Linked DNA regions of Homo sapiens: region 1 is linked to region 2. The links are chromatin contacts, found by Hi-C or POLR2A ChIA-PET in ENCODE. All regions are on one chromosome and are shown on one strand. The core of a region is the stretch at or near the end of the contact, and the rest is flanking DNA. Distances in the headings are between cores, read along the strand shown.

Evidence for each region. Hi-C counts contacts between places; a loop is a spot of excess contacts on that map. ChIA-PET counts read pairs that join two places held with the same protein, here RNA polymerase II (POLR2A). Pooled maps may share reads with other maps.
Region 1: a pooled map shows a loop between it and region 2 (2.2-fold over the local background). The contact joins two enhancer-like sites. A Hi-C loop is called at or near these places in 1 of 50 pooled maps. POLR2A ChIA-PET finds 5 or more read pairs at or near these places in 2 of 52 experiments (T-cell and activated T-cell).

Annotation. Positions count from the first base shown.
Region 1 is chr1:235,840,463-235,846,602 of GRCh38, reverse strand. All of the region lies in intron 1 of LYST (lysosomal trafficking regulator), which reads left to right. Among named protein-coding and RNA genes, the nearest start is that of MIR1537, 9.5 kb to the left of the region's middle. RefSeq lists an enhancer at 4,302-4,501. Within about 2 kb of position 4,227, at least 4 of the 41 ENCODE cell types and tissues checked have a DNase peak (open chromatin) inside an H3K27ac peak, as active enhancers do.
Region 2 is chr1:234,489,698-234,496,679 of GRCh38, reverse strand. No RefSeq gene overlaps it. Among named protein-coding and RNA genes, the nearest start is that of TARBP1, 14 kb to the right of the region's middle. RefSeq lists an enhancer at 1,336-1,545. Within about 2 kb of position 1,284, at least 10 of the 41 ENCODE cell types and tissues checked have a DNase peak (open chromatin) inside an H3K27ac peak, as active enhancers do.

The DNA.
Region 1 (6,140 bases), core at 2,978-5,477, 1.3 Mb before region 2:
GGGCTTCACCTTTCTCTGGTCCCTCCCTGATTAGCTTAATATCTAACCTCCTGAATTCTTTGTCAGGTAAATCAGGGATTTCTTCTTGGTTTGGATCTATTGCTGGTGAACTAGAGAAATTTTGGGGGGGTGTTGAAGAGCCTTGTTTTGTCATATTACCAGGGTTGGTTTTCTGGTTCCTTCTCATTTGGGTAGGCTCTGTCAGAGGGAAGGTCTAGGGCTGAAGACTGTTGTTCAGATTCTTTTGTCCCACGGGGTGTTCCCTTGATGTAGTATACTCCTCCTTTTCCTATGGATGTGGCTTCCTGTGAGCCGAACTGCAGTGATTGTTGTCTCTCTTCTGGGTCTAGCCACCCAGCGAGTCTCCCTGGCTCCAGGCCGGTACTGGGGGTTGTCTACACAGAGTCCTGTGATGTGAACCATCTATGGGTCTCTCAGCCATGGATACCAGCGCCTTTTCTGGTGCAGGTGGTGGAGGGTGCAGTGGACTCCGTGAGGGTCCTTAGCTTTGGTGGTTTAATGCTCTATTTTTGTACTGGTTGGCCATGTTTTAATGCTCTATTTTTGTGCTGGTTGGCCTCCTGCCAGGAGGTGGCGCTTTCCAGAAAGCATCAGCTGTAGTAGTACAGAGAAAGATATGCGGTGGGCAGGGCCCTAGAACTCCCAAGATTAAATGCCCTTTGTCTTTTGCTACCAGGGTGGATAGGGAAGGACCATCAGGTGGGGGTGGGGCTAGGTGTGTATGAGCTCAGCAGCTCCTTGGTTGGGTCGTGCTGGGGCTGCTGTGGGGAATTGGGGGTGAGATTCCCAGTTTACTGGAGTTGTGTACTTAGGAGGATTATGGCTGCCTCTGCTGAGTCATGAAGGTTGTCAGGGAAGTGGGGGAAAGCCAGCAGTCGGAGCCCTCACCCAGCTCCCACGCAAACAGAAGGGCCACTCTCACTCCCACCGTGTCCCCCCTAACTGCCGGGAGTCTGTTTCCAGGCTGAGGGCTAGATGGGCTTGAAAACTTCCCCGAGGCTATCCACCTCTCAGCTACGAAAGAAAAGGGCTTTAGTTCTTCCTTCCACCTGTGAAGTCTGCGAGCTGGATTTGCACCCTCCCCGGAGTTCTGGCCAGCAGGCTTCTCACCGCGTTCAAATTGTTAGAAAGTTAGGCTAGAGAATTCCTTTCCCTGTGGGGTTTTACCCCCTGCTCCTCTAGCCACCCTCCCAATGGATCCTTGTGGTGCCAGGCAGGAATGGGCTACTTAAGGACCCAGGGAGCTCCCAGGGCCTTTCTGCTGCATTCTCTACCCCTGTAATTCACTAGGCTTGGCTCTCTAACTTGATTCAGCTCAGGTAAGGTCAGAAACTTCTCCAGCAAACAGACCTTCAGCTTCTCCAGTGGGGGTGTGTGTTCAGGAGAGGAGGGTCTCCCTTTCCCACTTGCACAGTTGGGGCACTCACAGTATTTGGGGGTCTCCTGGGGCCTGCAGGAGCAATCCGCTTCCTTCAGAGGGTCTGTGGGTCCTCTCGGGATTGCTGGTTTGTTCTTGCAGTGGATCTGGAGCTCAAATTCACAATGCAAGCCACCACATGCTGCTCTGTCCAGAGCTGCAATCTAGTCCTGCCTCCCTTCGCCATGATCCCAGGAGCTCCTCTCTTTAGTTAGGAATCATTCTGATGGTTATTGCTTAACACATCTAGTATTGACTAAAAAGTTACACAGTAAAGCTTAGATTAACAGATATTTTCTTGCTTAAATATTGTACAGTTCAACTGATATGTTTTAACTGGCTTATTCTTTAAAGAGAATTATATTAATCTGAACAAGTGCAGTTTCCCCCTCCCCCTCTTTGGTCCCCTTCCCCCCACCAGTGTCCTGCATTTCAGACATATAGTTCTGTGTTGTAGTCTAAAAAGTTTGTAGAGAGAGGTTTAAAAATCTTGTTTCCAGGTGTATGTATTACAATCCAGTGGACTTGAGTAAAGGTTCTGGATACCATTTAGAGGTAGTATTTAGTGTTAGGGAAACGCCTTTGCCTGTTGTCTAATTTCTAATCGACAGAAGAAGAAAGGCTATGTATCTTCTAAACTTGCTTATTTCAGTTTTAGTTAATTACCCCCCAAAACATATGTAACTCCAAGACAACTGGGATAGTAGAGTCCAGTGACTAATCATTTCTGTGACCTTGGACCTGTAGGCCTCAGTTTTTCTCAACTGTAGAATGTGGGGTTAGAGAATATGATATCTAAAATTTCTGCCATTATGACAACATAAGATTCTAAGTTATTCATGTTTATTCCTTTATTCATGTCATTTATGAAATGATATAAATGGTGTTATCTTTTTTTCTCATAAAGATTTTTTATTTTTACTGATGTGTTGTAAAGACTATATGAGATCTTTGAGAAAGTTGCTAATCAATCTATCAATATATATTAAACTCTGGAGAGCTGGGATTTAGAATAGTTAAATCCATATAAACTAACCTTTATTTTCAAGAAGGCTGCTTCAAATCATGGCAGATTTTGATTTAACAGAATTTATTGGGCACTTATTATTCTGTACATTATTTTGCCTAATTCTTAAAATAACCCTGATTTATCACAGTCTCCTCTTTGGCACATAACATTTTTGAAAAAAAGTCTTTCCAATGGCAACTTCTCTAATACTATTGAATTGAGAAAATTAGGCAAGCACGTAGTGTTACTTTAAAAGGGAATTTTCCAGGATTTTTTGGCATTTGGTGAAAGACTAACAAGTCTTTTGGGTGTTACTGTTTGATGAGGAAAAAGTATGCTTTCTAATCAACCTATAAGAATAAATATCATTATTATAACCTTTTTTGTTGTTTTTTCCTTTTACTTCTTTTTTTTCTTGTGGAAGCCACAAGACAAGGAAAAAGCAGAAAATACAGGGACTTCCTATTTTTTTTTTCAGTGCTTCCCTGGAAATAGCGTTATGAAACAGAACATCATTTTCCTCACACTGATCTGAGGAAAGCTTGCAGTGATCTTTTTCTTCCTTCAGATGGCACTGTCTGTCATAAGGTGTGCAGCTAGTACTGAGCATTTACATAGAGCTATAAAATTTGTCAACAATGTTTACTGAGGTTATATAATTTCTTAGGCTCCACATAGCAACTCTGTGGGGTAGTTTATGGAAGAGGCAGCCAAACTTCACACAGCTCTGTGTGACTAGCTAGTAATTGCTAGATTCCTGATCTGCGGCTTCTGGGTCCTATTTCACTACTGTCATGATGCCTACTGTATGTATATCCCACTATTCAGAACAGATTCATAAATAGTGAAAATAGAATGAGCTGGAGCATATTAATAAATATCTATTAAAATATTTACTTAATAAATAAATATTGGAATTAATGAATTTATGAAAAAGGGAACTGTAGCACAATGGACCCCTTTCCCTTCTTATCACTGTGGCCACTGGCTATTTGATATTTATTGAAAAGGAAACTCAGCCACCTAGGGACCATTTCTTGCCCTGTTGTTGAGCTTGAGATTTTATTTTCAGTGGTACATGTAATGTCCTTGGTAGCATTGTCTAGAACACAGACATGACAAGGCATCTAAAAATGCCATTATATGAGGAGCTGCCCTAAAAGTGAAGAATATATGTGGTCATGACTTGCTGTGAGGGGCGGGTGTAGTAGTTCTCTGTGTCAAGAAGATAAATGCATGAAAATCCACAAGACTGAGGGTGATAGCTTAATTCTGTAATCTTTTAGGTGGATAATAAGTTGTGGAAATTAATCACAGAACTGGAACAGAGCTAAGATATCAAAGTTAACTATCCAGATGTCTGCAGGAAGTCTCATTCAATGAAAGCAGAGCCACTGTTGACTGACTTTAGTGACCATTTCATTTCCAGAAGGTAAAGGAAATAATCCAGGGAACCAGTACTCTTGAGTCTATCTTTGACCTAACTTGACTACGAGGGGCTTAATTAGACAAGTTAACCTAATGAAAATCCTGAGAGAGAGGCCACGCCATTCATTCGGCAAATGAGTAGAATCGAATGCCTGCTGTTAGCTGTGTTCTGTTCTAGATGCTAGAGATTTAGCAGTGAATACAACAGACAAAATCTCTGTCATTATAGGGCTTTCATTTTAAGAACTTACAATGATCTGTTGTCCAAAAATACTAGCTTCATGGTTACTTAACTGCAAGGACCTTAACTTTCACTTCACTTTAGACATCTGCTTGCAGGGCCACACTGTGGATGTTGTCATCTGGGACCGCTTGTTTCAGAAATCTAAAAATTCTAACATCTTCATTCCCACATTGTGTACTCTTCAGTCTGGTAGAGATCCACACTTCCTTGATTGCCTGGATTTTCTGCTTGTCTATCAACATTTATTTTCCTGGCCTCTTTCTTTTTCCTACCCAGTCTGTGTCTCATTTTTGGCCATAAGGACTGTTCTTCCACCCATACCCTTGGGTCCCCTTCACTTATGCTTCTGCTGCCTCCACCCACCAAAACTCCCATTTCCAGATCAGTGATAACAGTCTGCACTGTCTATTATTAGACCCAAGCAGCTGAATCCTGCTGGTGAATCTGAAATAGCTGAAAAAATCCATACCACCAGAAATTCATGGTTTTCCACCTCTGCTAAGCTAGTAGCCAACCAGTAAATTATTTTGTCTGTCATCACTACTTTCCCCCATTTGACTATTCTTCCAATAATTATTCTAAATTACTTAGCCTTTAGCCCCCAATCTCTAGACTCTCTTCTTTAAGCAGACAACTTTGCCTATTACTTGAATGAAAAAATTGAGCCAGTCATTCTTGAGCTCCCTCAGTTTCTGGCCTTCCACCTGTTTTCTATATCTGCAATTCTCCTTACCTCCTTTCCCTCAGCCTCAGAGGATGATGTGTCCCCTCCTGCTTCCCCGCCCCAGCCTAACCTCTTCACCTATACCCTTGATCCAATCCACACTTATTTTCTCCATGAATTTTGTCCTTCATTCATTCGTTCTCTTGCCCCTGTCTTCAGTATCTTCCCTTGTGCTGGCTGCAGTGGTATGCTAGTAAAGTGGCTCTCCTGGAGAAAGAAACAAAAAAGACCCTAATGTGTAGCATTTGCCCATTTCCATGATGGAAATACTCTCACCATGATGATTTTAAGCTACCAACATGGTGCCAGTGATGCTGGGAAGAAGTACACACAATCAGAGCTGATAGGAGATGGCTGGCCACGCCGCACCACCTCTTATTTCTTATAGCCTAAAAATACGGTTCTTCCAATTCTTTAAAAAATACAAATACTTGAAAAAAAAAATTCCTTAACCTATGCCTCCTTCTCCAGCTCCTCTCTATTTTCTGTTTTTCTTTTCTAATCCTGCCTTCTCAGGAGAGTCTATACTTGCTATTTCCTTATTCGGTCTGGTATTGGAAACCATGAGATGGAGTTAAGGATAGTTGTTGAGAAGGTATACATTTTGAGCATTGCTGAAATTGGAATGAAAGGCATGGTGGATTTAGTCTCAGTAGTCACTGTAAAGAAGTTAGTCACTGGCCTAATAGACAGAGGACTCAGCTCACCTGGTGTGGAGTGGTTTTGCCCTGACAGCAGACTCTGCACACGTGCCTCAGTTCTTCTTGTGTGTTCTTCGCAGGTGACAGTACCATTTATCCAGTTAACCAAGCCAGTATTCAGAGAGTTGTCCTGATCCCTCCCTTACCACTCACTTCTCCATCCAATTAATCACCAAAATTGTGCTCATTTTAATTCTTGGATATTTAATAAAATTATATTATTCTACTGTTGCTTTAGAAAAAAATATCCTTACCATTTGCTTGGAGTATGACGCCAGTCTCCAAATTGGTTTTCATGCAGCTAGAGTTTTCTCCATAAAATGTGTCTTCCACATTGCCACTAGAATGACCTATGTGTTCAAGATTGACCATGCCACTCACATGTTCAAAATAATTCATGGGCTTCCTGTCACCTGTAGCAGTGAGTCTCAGCCCTGACTGTTCATTAGAATCACCTATGAAGCTTGTTAAAAATACCGATGTTTAGGTCTTGCTGTGGGTTTAGCAGATTAGGTTCTCTGATCATGGGGCCTAGACAAACTCTATAGGTGATTCTGATAAGACTCACTAGCCAATAGATTAAAGCCCAAGGTTCT
Region 2 (6,982 bases), core at 35-2,534:
GCTTGAGTCCAGGAGTTTGAGACCAGCCTAGGCAACATGGAGAAACCTCAGGTCTATGAAAAAAAAGAAAAAAATCAGCTGGGTATGGTGGCATATGCTTGTAGTCCCAGCTACTAGGGAGGCTGAGGTGGGTGGATGGCTTGAGCCCAGGAGATCGAGGCTGCAGTGAGCTGTGATCATGCGACTGCACTCCAGCATGTCTCAAAAAAAAAAAAAAAAAAAAAAGTAAATGGAACATGAAACATTAATGTTTCTACTGTCACATGGCTCAATTTCTTCTAGAATTCTTAATAGTACCAAGCAAATAAGATGTTAAAGTAGATTTTTTTTTAAGCTAGTTATATCCTATTCCTAAAGAATGCTCTTTAAAAAATAAAATTTTATGGCCAGGTGTGGTGGTTCACACCTGTAATCCCAGCACTTTGGGAGGCCTAGGCTGGCGGATCGCCTGAGGCCAGGAGTTCAAGACCAACCTGGCCAATATGGTGAAACCCTGCCTCTACTTAAAAAATACAAAAATTAGCCAGGTGTGGTAGCGGGTGCCTGTAGTCCCAGCTACTCAGGAGGCTGAGGCAGAGGAATCGCTGGAACCCGGGAGCAGGAGGTTGCAGTGAGCTGAGATCATGCCACTGCACTCCAGCCTGGGTGACAGAGTGTGACTCCATCTCAAAAAAAAAAAAAAAAAACAAAAACAAAAAAAAAACAAGAAAAGAAAAGAGAGAGGAAAGAAAGAAAGAAAGAAAAAGAAAAAAGAAAGAAAGAGAAAGAAAGAAAGAGAAAAGGAAAGGAAAAGAAAGGAAAGGAAAGGAAAAGAAAGGAAAGGAAAGGAAAGGAAAGAAAGATCTTTTAGGACAAACTCTGGACGTGAGGACCTCTTACACGGTGCTCATGTTCAAGCTTAAGGCATTACTTTTTGTAGTGTGTTTGGGGTGGAGGTGGAGGTTGAAGTTTGTGTCCCTCAATGACTGTATAGTTTTGCACACCCTCCCCACCCCACCCCCAGCTTGACATCATGGTCTTAATACAGTTAGAGACCTCATTCATTGCAATTTGACTGCTGCTTGAGCCGGAACTGTAAGATTCAGAGCTCTTTGCATACTTAGAGGTATGAATAGTGCGGTAACAATGAGGAAAGAAAGTAAGCTAAATTCTCAAACATTGTGTCATTTAGCATGAAGGTTTAAGATTGAAACTTTCTGCCTGAGGGAAGCAGAAAAAAAATGAGTTTGTACAGAAGGTTTCCAGTTTCTGAATGTAAAAGGCACACTAAAAATAGCTAAAGGGACTGAGTCGCCTAGAGGCTTCTTGAGTTGCCCAGTGGGAGTTCCTGCTCGGAGAAGCTGTCCTTCAAAGCTGCTGCTGGAAACAGCCCTGAGACCGTTGGTGTGTGATGCAGAGCTCTCCTGGGTGGATTTCATTTGGTCACAAGGAAGCAGGAGATGAAGCAGATGGAGATGTTTCTTCATGGAAGGATCCCCTAGGGGAAGAAATGTTCTACCTCTGACAGAGGCTGACAGTCCAGAAGGTAGAGGCACATTGTGGGCTCAGAGACCAGATCTTGCTGAAATCAGGGTCAACCAATCGCAAATGGGCACTAACCTCAAAGAAAGAGTCCTTTCTTTCCATGGCCACTGATACGGTGTCATTTAAGACCCTGATTTTTTCTTGTCTGGGCTATTACCACAGCCTCCTCTCTAGGCCCTCTGTCTCCAGTTTCCCCTCCTTCTCCAATTCATCCTACATATGGACTCTGGTGGGATTTTTCTGTAGCCTAATTCAGTTCAGGTGCTTCTATGTTTAACTTAATTTAATTTTTTAACAAATCAGACAACCAACTAACCAACCAATTTACCAAGCAAGCAAGCAAACAAAAACCCTCCAGTGGTTCTTCATCTTTTATTGACTTGACCTAAGCATCTTACCCAGTCCTGTTAACTAGTTCTGTCTTTTTAATCACATCAGTCACCACTTATTTATTTACTCCACTGAAAGCTGCAGAGAGAGGGGTGGGGGCATTTTCCTGTCTCTTTGGGGTGTCAGAGACTGTCATAGTTAGGTTTCTAAACCCCCATAGTGTTTAGTATAGTGTAATTCCCAGAATCAGGATTCAAGAAAAAGCCTTTGAGGGTATATTTACAAAATAATTGCAGGCAGGGCCTTGTCTGTCTGTACACCCATGTCCATAGCAGCATTATTCATAATAGTCAAAAGGTGGAAGCAATTCGAGAGTTCACTGATGGATGAATGGATACACAAAACATGGCACACATACAATGAAATATCATTCAGCCTTAGGAAGAAAGGAAGTTCGGATGCATGCTACAAAATGGATGAACCTTGAGGACATTATATTAAGTGAAATAAGCCAGTCACGAAAGGGCAAATACTGTGTGATTCTACTAATATGAGGTACCTAGGGGAGTCATATTCATAGAGGAGAGAGAAAGTGGTCACCAGGGGTTGGGGAAGTGGGGAATCAGAAGTTAGTTTTTAATAGGCAGAGAGTTTCAATTTTGCAAGATGGTCGCACAACAATATGAATGTACTTAATGCCACTGACCTGTTCCCTTAAACATGGTTAAGATGGTAAATTTTAAGTTACGTGTATTCTACTAATTTTTTCTAAGAAGAAAAGAAGGAATAACCCTGGAATGTTGAATCAAGGAGTTGGTGAGTGATTTCTCCTACACATTTGGGATCCTGCTCTTTCAACCTAATGGTTATACTTTTGAACATGCAAATCAAAGCAGTCACCATTCCCTCTTCTCCTCAAACAACCCTACAGTCGCTTCCCACCTAGAATGAGTCTGATATTCATGGCTGATTGTCCTACCTGGCCTGGGGTGCCCACCTGTCCTGCCTCCTCTGTCAACTCCATTCGTTTGGCCTTCCCCACTCTCCTTCTTCCCTGCTCCCAACTGCCTTGGGGTTTCCACATAGTTTCCCCTGGGGGTGGAGGAGGCTTTTTACTCAATTCTAGTCTAGTTGACTCCCTCTTTCTGTAGATATCAGCTGACACACTATTACAGGAAACGGGTCCCGATCCAAGAGAGGGTTCTTGGGTTTCGCACAAGAAAGAATTCAAGGCACGTCCATAAAGTGAAAGCACGTTTATTAGAAAAGTGAAGGAATAAAGAATTGCTACTCCGTAGACAGAGCAGACCTGAGGGTTCCTGGCTGCCCATTTTTATGGTTATTTCTTGATGATATGCTAAACAAGGGGTGGATTATTCATGGATCCCCTTTTTAGACGATATAGGGTAACTTCCTGACATTGCCATGGCATTTGTAAACTGTCATGGCACTGGTGGGAGTGTATTAGTGAGGACGACCAGAGGTCACTCTCGTCGCCCTCTTGGTTTTGGCCAGCTTATTTACTGTAACCTGTTTTATCAGCAAGGTCTTTATCACCTGTATCTTGTGCTGACGTCCTGTCTCACCCTGTGACTTAGAATGCCTTAACCATCTGGGAACGCAGCCCAGTAGGTCTCAGCCTCATTTTACCGAGCCCCTACTCGACATAAAGTTGCTCTGTTTCAAACACCTCTGACAACACCATTGATCAGAAAAGCCAGTCCTACTGCACAGACTGGGGTGAAGCATCTCATCATAGGCTCTCAGCATGTTCTTTGCTTCTTTTGCATAGTGGTTGTTATAAAATCATTAATTTGGCCAGGCACAGTGGCTCATGCCTGTAATCCCAGGACTTTGGGAGGCTGAGGTGGGCAGATCACCTGAAGTCAGGAGTTCGAGACCAGCCTGGCCAATATGGCGAAACCCTGTCTCTACTAAAAATGCAAAAATTAACCAGCTATAGTGACAGGTGCATGTAATCCCAGTTATTTGGGAGGCTGAGGCAGGAGAATTGCTTGAACTCCAGAGGTGGAGGTTGCAGTGAGCCAAGATTGCTCCACTGCCCTCCAGCCTGGGTGACAGAGTCTCCCTGTGTCTCAAATAAATAAATAAAAATAAAATTATTAATTTTCCATAAAACTATTTGGACTATTCTACAGACTGAATGTTGTGTCCCCTCACATTCACATGTCAAAATCTTAACCCTCAAGGTGATGGTATTAGAAAGTGGGGCCTTTGGGAGGTAATCAGGTCATGAGGGCAGAGCCCTCATAAATGGGATTAGTGCCCTTATAAAAAAAAAACCCAGAAAGCTGCCTTGCCCCTTCTGTTGTGTGAGAATACACTGAAAAGTCAGCCCTCTACAACCTAAGAGAGGGGCCTCACCAGACACCAAATGTGTCACTGCGCTGATCTAGGATTTCCCATCCTCCAGAACGGTGGAAAATAAATTTCTGTTGTTTATAAGTGACCCAGTCTATGACATTGTCTTCTAGCAGCCAAACAGACAAAAATAAACTAGACTGTAAGCTCCCTGGAGAGGCCAGGGATAGTAACTGCCCCAGTACAGTGCCTGGAGCATCACAGGCATGCCAATATCTGCTGGATCTCACGTTGTTCTTACCGATCTTGACACTTTTTTACATCTTCAGGGGCATGAAAACTGCTAAGAACCTAGGCAACGTAAATTCATTTGAGTGTAGCCATTGGATGGCCCCTGGCACAAAAAAAGGGGGCAAAGTTATTAGCAGCAACAAGCTCTTCAAAAACCACCACTGGCCGGGCGTGGTGGCTCATGCCTGTAATCTCAGCACTTTGGGAAGCCAAGGCGGGTAGATCACCTGAGGTCAGGAGTTCGAGACCAGCCTGACCAACATGGAGAAACCCTGTCTCTATTAAAAATACAAAATTAGCCGGGCATGGTGGTGCATGCCTGTAATCCCAGCTACTCAGGAGACTGAGGCAGGAGAATCGCTTGAACCCGGGAGGCAGAGGTTGCGGTGAGCCGAGATTGTACCATTGCACTCCAGCTTGGGCAATAAGAGCAAAACTCCATCACAAAACAAACAAACAAACAAACAAACCCACCACTATAGTTCCCAACTGGTGGGCATCAGTATTTATAGAGAACTGTGGTCGAGTGCTAAACTGCACAGCCCTGCTCATTCATATAGACATTAATATTTTTCGTAGTGTCATCTCTAGCTACGAAAAGAAATTGCCCAAAGAATACTAGATTTGGTGCTAGTGTACTGATACCTAGATTTTCAAACTGAATGCAAATAAGATCAAGGACTATTTCTTTTACTTCCTTTACAGCCAAACCCAGCATTTTGCTCCTCCTAGCAAAAGGAATTGGGTGGGGATGATGGGGCAGTACATTTTGCAATAACTTACTATTATCATTCTCTCACTGTTTCTTTGTGCTTTAACACTTTTGCTTACACAGCCCCCCTCCCTCACTCCACCTACCCCCAAAGTCTTCTTGGTCTAGTTTCAGGTCTCCTGCTGATAAGATGCTCAGGCTTTTTGTGTTCTTATCTGCTGCCAGATAAGGGGTGGGGTGCTCTGTGTGTATCTCTCTCTCTCTCTCTCTCTCTCTGTGTGTGTGTGTGTGTGTGTGTGTGTGTGTGTAAAGGAGTGGGGAGGAGGTCTTCAATTTTGAGGATGGAGGAGGCAAACAGGAAGAGGTTTCTTCCAAGGTTTGGTCTCTGGGTAAAGTATCTAAAAAACAATTCATCCTTTCACACTGAAAAAACCTACCTCCTGCTGGTATATCTCCTTTACGGCCTTATGCTACGCACCTGGCTGTCTCCTTCCCATGCCTGGCTCACATGACAAGCTCCCTTCATTTTCCTTAGCCTGGGTAGGTGCTGGCACAGGGAAAGGGGGAGGAAGATAAACCTGCCCTGTCACAGGGCTTTTGTGAAATGCACAGGGAGTATATAGCAGACAGAGGCGGAAATCCATCTTGACTAATTGACTGCTAGATCGAGAAAAGTTAAATAGTTAAATAGCACCTATTTCCTACAGACTCAGAAACATTGAAGTATTTATTAGCTGATGGGAGCAACACTGAACTTAAAAAATAAAACCACTCATCATTAGTAAGATATGAGATTACCCGCTTGAACCCGGGAGCCAGAGGTTGCGGTGAGCCGAGATCGCGTCACTGCACTCCAGCCTGGTCAACAGAGCGAGACTCCATCTCAAAACCAGCTTAAAAACACACCAATCTAGCCAGGCGAGGTGGCTTATGCCTGTAATCCCAGCACTTTGGGAGGCTGAGGCAGGTGGGTCACCTGAGGTTGGGAGTTCGAGACCAGGCTGACCAACATGGAGAAACCCCATCTCTACTAAAAATACAAAAAAAAAAAAAAAAAATTAGCTGGGTGTGGTGGCGCATGCCTATAATCCCAGCTACTTAGGAGGCTGAGGTAGGAGAATCGCTTGAATCCGGGAGGCAGAGGTTGCGGTGAGCCAAGATTGTGTCATTGCACTCCAGCCTGGGCAACAAGAGCAAAACTCCGTCTCAAAATAATAATAATAATAGTAACAATAATATATAAAAATGAAAAAATAAAAACACATCAATCTTTAAACTGAACATCTCAACACTTTCAGCAAAGATGTCTTTTCCTTTTTACTTTATGACATTCGATAAACAATGCCTTCAGAAGAACGTAAGAGTTTGGGAACTCTTGTGTAGTAGAATTCTTCAGAGAAACAGAACCAATAAGATGTATGCGTATATAGAAAGAGATTTATTACAAGGAATTGGCTCATGCGATTATAGAGGCTGGCAAGTCCCAATGTGCACTATTGGCTGGCAGCCTGGAGACCCAGGAGAGCTGATGGTGCAGATGAAGTTTGAAGGCTGTCCGTTGGTGGAATTCCCCTTTGCTTGGGAGGCTGATCTTTCTGTTCTATTCACATTTTCAACTGATTGCATGAGGCCCACCCACACTATGGGGGGCAATCTGTCTTACTTAAGAGTTCACCAGTATAGTGTTACTGTCATCCTAAAACATCCTCATTTACCAAGAAAGAACCCAGCAGACAACATGTTTAAGTGGGAAGAAAACATAGATGCCACACTGCAGGAGAACTAGGACAAAGCCTGCAAACT